2 separate regions of the Homo sapiens genome follow, and region 2 is linked to region 1. Evidence: chromatin contacts called from ENCODE Hi-C or POLR2A ChIA-PET data. All regions are on one chromosome and are shown on one strand. Each heading gives the region's core, a stretch centred on a gene start or an enhancer-like site at or near the end of the contact. The rest is flanking DNA. Distances are from core to core; before and after follow the strand shown. Region 1 overlaps CD226 (CD226 molecule). Region 2 has its middle 49 kb from the start of LINC01910.

Evidence for each region. A loop is a pair of places that touch in the nucleus more often than their neighbours do. ChIA-PET counts read pairs that join two places held with the same protein, here RNA polymerase II (POLR2A). Pooled maps may share reads with other maps.
Region 2: a loop to region 1 is called in a pooled map, with 2.4 times the contacts of the local background. The contact joins two enhancer-like sites. A Hi-C loop is called at or near these places in 2 of 37 single-sample maps with no recorded cell type and 3 of 50 pooled maps. POLR2A ChIA-PET finds 5 or more read pairs at or near these places in 1 of 52 experiments (WTC11).

The regions. Positions count from the first base shown.
Region 1 is chr18:69,895,472-69,899,235 of GRCh38, reverse strand. CD226 (CD226 molecule) reads left to right here. Exons shown (of 6, transcript NM_001303618.2): 3 at 3,191-3,535. Among named protein-coding and RNA genes, the nearest start is that of CD226, 51 kb to the left of the region's middle. Within about 2 kb of position 1,380, at least 4 of the 41 ENCODE cell types and tissues checked have a DNase peak (open chromatin) inside an H3K27ac peak, as active enhancers do.
Region 2 is chr18:70,431,992-70,435,712 of GRCh38, reverse strand. No RefSeq gene overlaps it. Among named protein-coding and RNA genes, the nearest start is that of LINC01910, 49 kb to the right of the region's middle. Within about 2 kb of position 1,603, at least 2 of the 41 ENCODE cell types and tissues checked have a DNase peak (open chromatin) inside an H3K27ac peak, as active enhancers do.

The DNA of each region.
Region 1 (3,764 bases), core at 131-2,630:
AGGGGCAGTGGCATGATGTGAAGATGTACCCAGCAATGTTTGGGGTACCCAGGACATGAGCAGTGGTTGGAAAAGTGATGAAGCACTGAAATAATTTCCAAGGATGATTTGTGGTCAAGCCAGAGAAGCCACATACAAAATAGAGAATATTTAATCATGATATCCTGCAATAAAAATCATGGGAAAACAACACAGTCTATTCAATGTTTATTCTAAGTATTAATACGTAGCTACATATAAGTATAAGCTGGTTTTCATTATTTGTATTTGTTTTATTGAAATCAAATTTTTTTCTTCCCAATTAACTACGACATTTTGGTCTGTTTCACGTGAATCCACTTTCCAATTCCAAGTTCATCAGGATCCCACGGTTCTCTTGTTTGTGTGGGCTCTTTCTGGCAGTTCTTTTCAAGGTCATTTTGAGCTGCCTTCCACTGAGCTTTGCAGGAAGAGCCTGTGGTCTGAGAAGCCACAAGCAATATCTGAGGCAAGGCAGGTTTGGCCGACCTCGTAATAGGTCTTGATTTTCATCTAACACCAATCAGTTACTCTGTTTGTCAGGAAAGGTTAATCAGGGGCTACTCTGAGCTTCTGAACCACCTGGCTCTAGGGTTGGGAACCACTTCTTTCACCTCCAGGCTGAGTCTATTGAGAGGCGGGTCTAGGTCCTCACATGGAGCCTCTGCTGTAACCTCCCTGCACTTTGCTCCCCAAAGACAGCTGCATCCCCTCTAGGATTTTCCCCATTGCTTCCTGCATTGTCCTTTGTGAAAATGCAGACACGGCTATGAGTAGACCCCTGTTTCTACCTGAGTCGGCAGGTTCACGGGGGCCTGACAGCATGGTTTTGGTTAGATAGGCAGACAAAGGAAACTCCTGAGATTGGACGGGGCGGCATCCAGAGAGAAGAAGAAGAAAAACACAAAACAGTTGTGCGTGTGAGCACTGAGGACACGCATTCACGCTGCCTCTTACTTCCCAGGGACCAGAAGGGCTCACATGAAAGTCGATTTCTCCTCCTTTTTTTCATTTCTTTTATGTTCTTTCATTTCTCCACATGGTGTGCTAGCATCTGATTTTATGTTGTCACGCATTTCCTTCTTTTCTCACGTCTTCCTTTCCCTGTTTTAATTTTTATTTTAATTTTCCTTTTGTTTCTTTTAAGCTTTTATTTCCTTTTTTCCCTTTTTTAATGAATTTTCTTCCTTTGCTTTTCTTTCTTCCCCTTTTCTTGTGTTGCTTTATTACTTAGAGACGAAATGTTTTCCGGGTGTGTGTTATGTGGGTAAAGTGCTACCTTTGGTAAACGGTTGTACAGAGGAGAAAGCTGGAGTGCTGTGGTTTTCTTTTTACAACATTTTGACACATGGAACCGCATGCTGAAGATGAGAAGCTAGTTTTTGGTGCGGCTGAAACTATCGTAGCCATGATATTCTAGTTCAATAGATGGCAAATCTTACTGCACTTTAGACTTGCTTTCATTCTCTCTTTCGAAATGTGACATCTCTTTTGTTTCTCTGTCTCCTTTCCTTCCTTTTTTCTTCCTCCCTCCTTTTTTCTTTTTCTCTCTTCTTTTTCTCCTTCCCTCCTTCCTTTCTCTCTTTCTCTATTTCTTTTTTCTTTTGTTTGTATGCCAAGACAATGGCTCCTGGGCCAGTCCTGAGTGAAACTGTCACATAGTTGAAGTGACAGATGACTTCCCACTTTTTGCATTTCTCCCTTAGTGCCAGAGAGTTTTGTGACATCATTACTGCCCAGGCCTCACTCTACTGAAATAGCAGGTCAGGATTTGTTGGCATTAGTGATGCCATCAGAAGAAAGAAGGTGTTCATCACTAATAAATAGATCCACTTGTTACCTTGCTGGGTTATCTTAATTTTAAGAAAGAGTTACCACAGTTTATTCTTTAGATCGGGTTCCCAAACTTTTTGGTCTCAAGACCCCTTTATGCTATTTTAAAAATTACTGAAGGCCCTCAGGGAGTGTTTGTTTATGTACGCTATATCTGTCATGTTTACTGTATTAGAAATCAATATTGAGCAAAATTTAAAACACAAGAATTTTCAAGCATGCATACCACTAGCTGGCAGAGCCTCTGGAAATATCTACTGTATACCTGTGAGAGAACTGGAGTGAAGAGGGGGAATTTCCTCTCAATATCACTAGGAAAATAGATTTGAACTGGCATATCCCCTAAAGGGACACAGAGATGCCCAGGGCCCCCAAACACACTCTAAGGACCATGGACTTAGATATTTAGTGACAATTACTGAGTACTTTATGGTAGGAATTCCAGAAATGGTGTGAGGAAGGTGGGAGAATACTGGACTTTCATGGTATCAAGAATTGATACCACATGTGGGGCCCTACTCTACCCATGTGTAAGACAACCCTGTATATCTGAAGAATGAGATCATGTGTATATTCAGTGAGAATGATTTGGTATCTTTTTCATAACTGTCAGAATCTTAGCCAGAATGATTATAACCTGAACATTTGATACTGTAGGTCAGTGTCAGAGACACCAGCCCAGCATTATTGCCTAACAGTCTCTTTGTAAAATTCAGCCTCTTGATATGATACCAAGAAAAGCACCAGGGGTTTTGGCTGTGTTTCTCACTACATGGTTAACCAAGTAACACTTATGGAACTATGTGTGAACAATCATATCCTCTTTTCTATTTATCTCCCGGACTTAAAAACAAAAAACAAAAAACAAAAAAAACCCTTTCTCTTACAAGAATGTGTCATTCACAACTGGGTGCGGTGGCTCATGCCTGTAATCCCAGCACTTTGGGAGGCCGAGGTGGGCGGATCACAAGGTCAGGAGATTGAGACCATCCTGGCTAACACGGTGAAAGCCCGTCTCTACTAAAAATACAAAAAATTAGCCGGGCGCGGTGGCGGGCGCCTATAGTCCCAGCTACTCAGGAGGCTGAGGCAGGAGAATGGCGTGAACCTGGGAGGTGGAGGTTGCATTGAGCCGAGATCACACCACTGCACTCTAGTCTGGGTGACAGAGCAAGACTCCGTCTCAGGAAAAAAAAAAAAAAAGTAGTATAAAGAGGTCATTCACAACGGAAGAACTGTGTTAGGTAACATCACCAATTATTTTTATGATTAAGTATCTTCCAGTTGGGTGTCCCAAAATTTGACAACCTGTATCTAATCATTTGCTTCTTCTTTTCAGATAGTTTTGAGGCAGCTGTGCCATCAAATAGCCACATTGTTTCGGAACCTGGAAAGAATGTCACACTCACTTGTCAGCCTCAGATGACGTGGCCTGTGCAGGCAGTGAGGTGGGAAAAGATCCAGCCCCGTCAGATCGACCTCTTAACTTACTGCAACTTGGTCCATGGCAGAAATTTCACCTCCAAGTTCCCAAGACAAATAGTGAGCAACTGCAGCCACGGAAGGTGGAGCGTCATCGTCATCCCCGATGTCACAGTCTCAGACTCGGGGCTTTACCGCTGCTACTTGCAGGCCAGCGCAGGAGAAAACGAAACCTTCGTGATGAGATTGACTGTAGCCGAGGGTGAGTGAGCACCAGACATCTTCTGGTATCAAACATGGAAAAAGCCAGCCCCGTGGGCTGGTCTCTGTTTTTATTTATGGTAAACATGTTCATTTAATGCGCATATTCAGCATTTTTTTAAATGGCTGAATTTAGGTGAGTTGGCCATTATTCTAGTATTGAGGGTTTCTTTATCTTGTGAATCCATCAATCAGATACAGCAATAAAAATCTTTCCAATTTTCTTATCT
Region 2 (3,721 bases), core at 354-2,853, 540 kb before region 1:
CCTCTCAAAGTGCTGGGATTACAGGTGTGAGCCACTGTGCCTGGCTGATTTTCTCTGTAACTTTTTATAATTAAGAAATATTTCATAATGAAACAATGCAAAGATGTCCTCTGCCTTAACTCTATCATGGTATTTGGAAGAGTTACTTTTGACAGGTCCTTGTTGAACCTTGTCTGCAAGCTGTTATTAAACATCTATGGTATTATCCACTACTTCTCTCAGTCCTATTTGAATCGGCTCCAAGTCAGAGTTCCTCCGTGCTTTCCTAACTCACCTCTTAACATATACAGCCTTTCCTCTCCACCATTTAGTTTGCTTTAGATGTTTTTTTTTCTTATTAAGAACACCACTGCTCCAATAATGATGAACTGATTTCCAAATGTCAAAGACTAATCCAACACAGAAATATCAAAGCAAAGACTGCAGATAAGCAACATGGCTTCCTCGTGATGTTTGCTGTGCTTCTAGAAAACAACTTTTCTCATGAGTCTTTTAAATCATGTTTTATCTTTACAATAATGAGTACTCTTGCCTTCTTTGAGAACATCCTCACCTCTCCCAGAGAAGTAGCATCAGCAAATTGATGGGCTGAGACTTATTTCTCCTGGGGTGACCTGCCAATAGCAGAATCATTAGCACAGTCCCCTCTAAAGCACTACTTTTTTTCAATATTCTTTTAAAATTCTCCAGCCAAAAATGATGGGAATCATGATTATTCCTGGCCACTGCCATCTCTAAAGTGGAGTTACTCTTCTTTCTATACCCAGCCATATAAAATTAAGACAATCCACTGAAATATAATTACTCATGTTTTGAAAAATAAACAGCTAAAGTAAAGCTACAGCAGTTTTAGTAATGTGCTGTTTTATTTTAGGTGATGGGAAAACCAAAAGTTATACAACTATTTATGAGGTTCAATGATGAAAGTAACACATTATTTAAAAAATTAATCTGAGTAATCATGATAGTATGGAATTTAAAATTAGAGGCAGGGTGAGGTGGCTCACGCTTGTTATCCCAGCACTTCGGGAGGCCGAGGTGGGCAGATCACTTGAGGTCAGGAGTTTGAGACCAGCCTGGCCAACATGGCCAAACCATGTCTTTACTAAAAATATAAAAATTAGCTGTGCATGGTGGCACTCACCTGTAATCTCAGCTACTCGGGAGGCTAAGGCAGGAGAATCATTTGAACTCTGGCAGTGGAGGTTGCAGTGAGCTGAGATCACGCCACTGCACTCCAGCCTGGGTGACAGAGCAAGATTCTGTCTCAAAAAAAAAAAAAAAAAGAAAGAAAGAAAAAGAAAAGAAACGAATTTAGAATTTAGAATCAGAAGACTTTAATTCCTGGTTCTTCCAGTGATCAGCTGTGTGACATTGGACAAGTTAGTTCCGTAAACCTCAATGTGCAACGTTGGGCTAATGAAGTAGCTACCTGATAAGATTGAAATAGATATTAAAAAATAATAAATAGGCATTCCATATATCATAGCTCAGGCTGCCATACAAAATATCATAGACAGGGTGACTTAAACAACAAAAATGTATTTCTCACAGTTCTGTAAGCTGGAAGTCCAAGATCAAGGTGGCCACAAGGTGGTTTCATTCCGAGACCAATTCTCTTGGCCAGCAGATGGCAGCCTTCTCGCTGTGGGCTCACATGGCCTCTTATATGCCTGTGGGGAAAGAGAGAGGGCTCTCCAGTGTCTCTTGGTGTAAGGATACTGTATCTATCCAGAGCCCCACCCTTCTGACCTCATTTAACCTTATTTACCTCCTTATAGGCCCTATCTTCAATTATAGTCACAGTTGGGGGTTAAGACTTCAACATATCAATTTGGGGGAGACACAGTTCAGTCTGTAATACCTAGGTAATATTAGTATCAGATATTTTAAGGCAGCCACAGGACTGGGCGCAGTGGCCTGTAATCCCAGCACTTTGGGAGGCCGAGGCGGGCAGATCACCTGAGGTAGGGAGCTCAAGACCAGCCTGACCAACACGGAGAAACCCCGTCTCTACTAAAAATACAAAATTAGCCAGGCGTGGTGGCGCATGCCTGTAATCTCAGCTACTAGGGAGGCAGAGGCAGGAGAATCGCTTGAACCCGGGAGGTAGAGGTTGTGGTGAGCTGAGATTGTGCCATTGCACTCCAGCCTGGACAACAAGAGCAAAACTCCATTTCAAAAAAAAAAAAAAAAAGGCAGCCACAGTACTTCTTCCATGCGTGTTTGTTGTTTTTTATTGGCCTGACAGAAAAACCCATGAGAAATAAAAATGAAATGCTAAGCTCCTCAACTCACTGAATGGACCCCCTCTTGGTCCAGGGGACCCCAGAGTAACCTTGGAAACTGAGTTCTTGACCATGATGGAATGGGGTCAGACACACCTCAATGTGCCCTTCCCCTGCTGGCCACCATTAAGCTTTCTTCCCTAAGAGCAAAACAGAAACCAGTCTTTCAAATGATTCCACCGCTATTGACCAACCTGACACTGCCCACCCCTCCTTTTTGCCTGATAAGAGACCACGGACCATGGAGTCTACAAGGAATGTGCAGTTGGAATTTTTGTGTCCTCTGGTTCACCTTTTGAAGTCAGAAGGCCAAACACTCCACTCTCCGATCATGCTAACATGGCCATTTTCTGAACATGGATCCCTTGGAGAAGCAGGAAGCTTTATTGCTCATGCACATGTTTCCTCTTTCACAAAGATTCATGACTTCTCCTGTAGCTTATTAAACACATATATTCAGCCACTTCGTTCAGCATATATTCCTGTTCCTGTTGCCCCTCCCTCAAAATGTCTGTTTCTGGCTTCCCACCCTGTCAGATGGCCACCCTGCAGGCTGCAACCCTTTCCAAATTTATAAGCCTTGTCATTCTTCAGTTGACAACCATAATCCCTATGGCATAACTTGCACTGCATGAAAATTATATTGATAGGTGTAACCAAAATAAATAACTTTATTAAGTTATGTAATTAGAGGTATGTGGAATTTTTCACTCTGCTTTCTCATGAAACAAAGCATAATCATTTCAACGCTCCTACAAAATAGTTACAATCACCACTGTCATGTCTTAATGTTTTACAGTTGGAATAGTAAAAACTATGTCCCTGTAATATACTAAAAAGTTTTAAGTGCTTACCTAAGAATATCCTTTAATGAAAGATGTTTGTTCAGGTTTCTGCCTCAGCCTCTGAGTAGCTGGGATTAGAGGCACCCGCCACCACGCCCGCCTAATTTTTGTATTTTTAGTAGAGACGAGGTTTCACCATGTTGGCCATGCTAATCTCAAACTCCTGACCTCAGGTGATCTGCCTACCTCGGCCTCCCAAAGTGCTGGGATTACAGGTATGAGCCACTGTACCTGGCCCATTGTACCATTTTCTTACTATGAAGATGTTTATTTTTATTTGAACTTCCTGGGCAATAAAAATAATGTTACAGTTTTAAACACTGCTATATATATTTATATATTATACTTTTTGAAAAGGCAATGAATGACAGATCACATCAGTTTATACTTTTACCATATGAGCTGCCATTTCCTGATACCCTCACAAATACTGGTCATTATTGTTCCTTTTTACTCTCTGCCAAATTGGCAAGTGGAAAATTACTTAACATTGCCTTTCTTTGGTTTCTATTGAGTTCAACTTTTTTTTTTTTTTTTTTTTTTTAAGACGGAGTCTTGCTCTGTTGCCAGACTGCAGTGCAGTGGCAC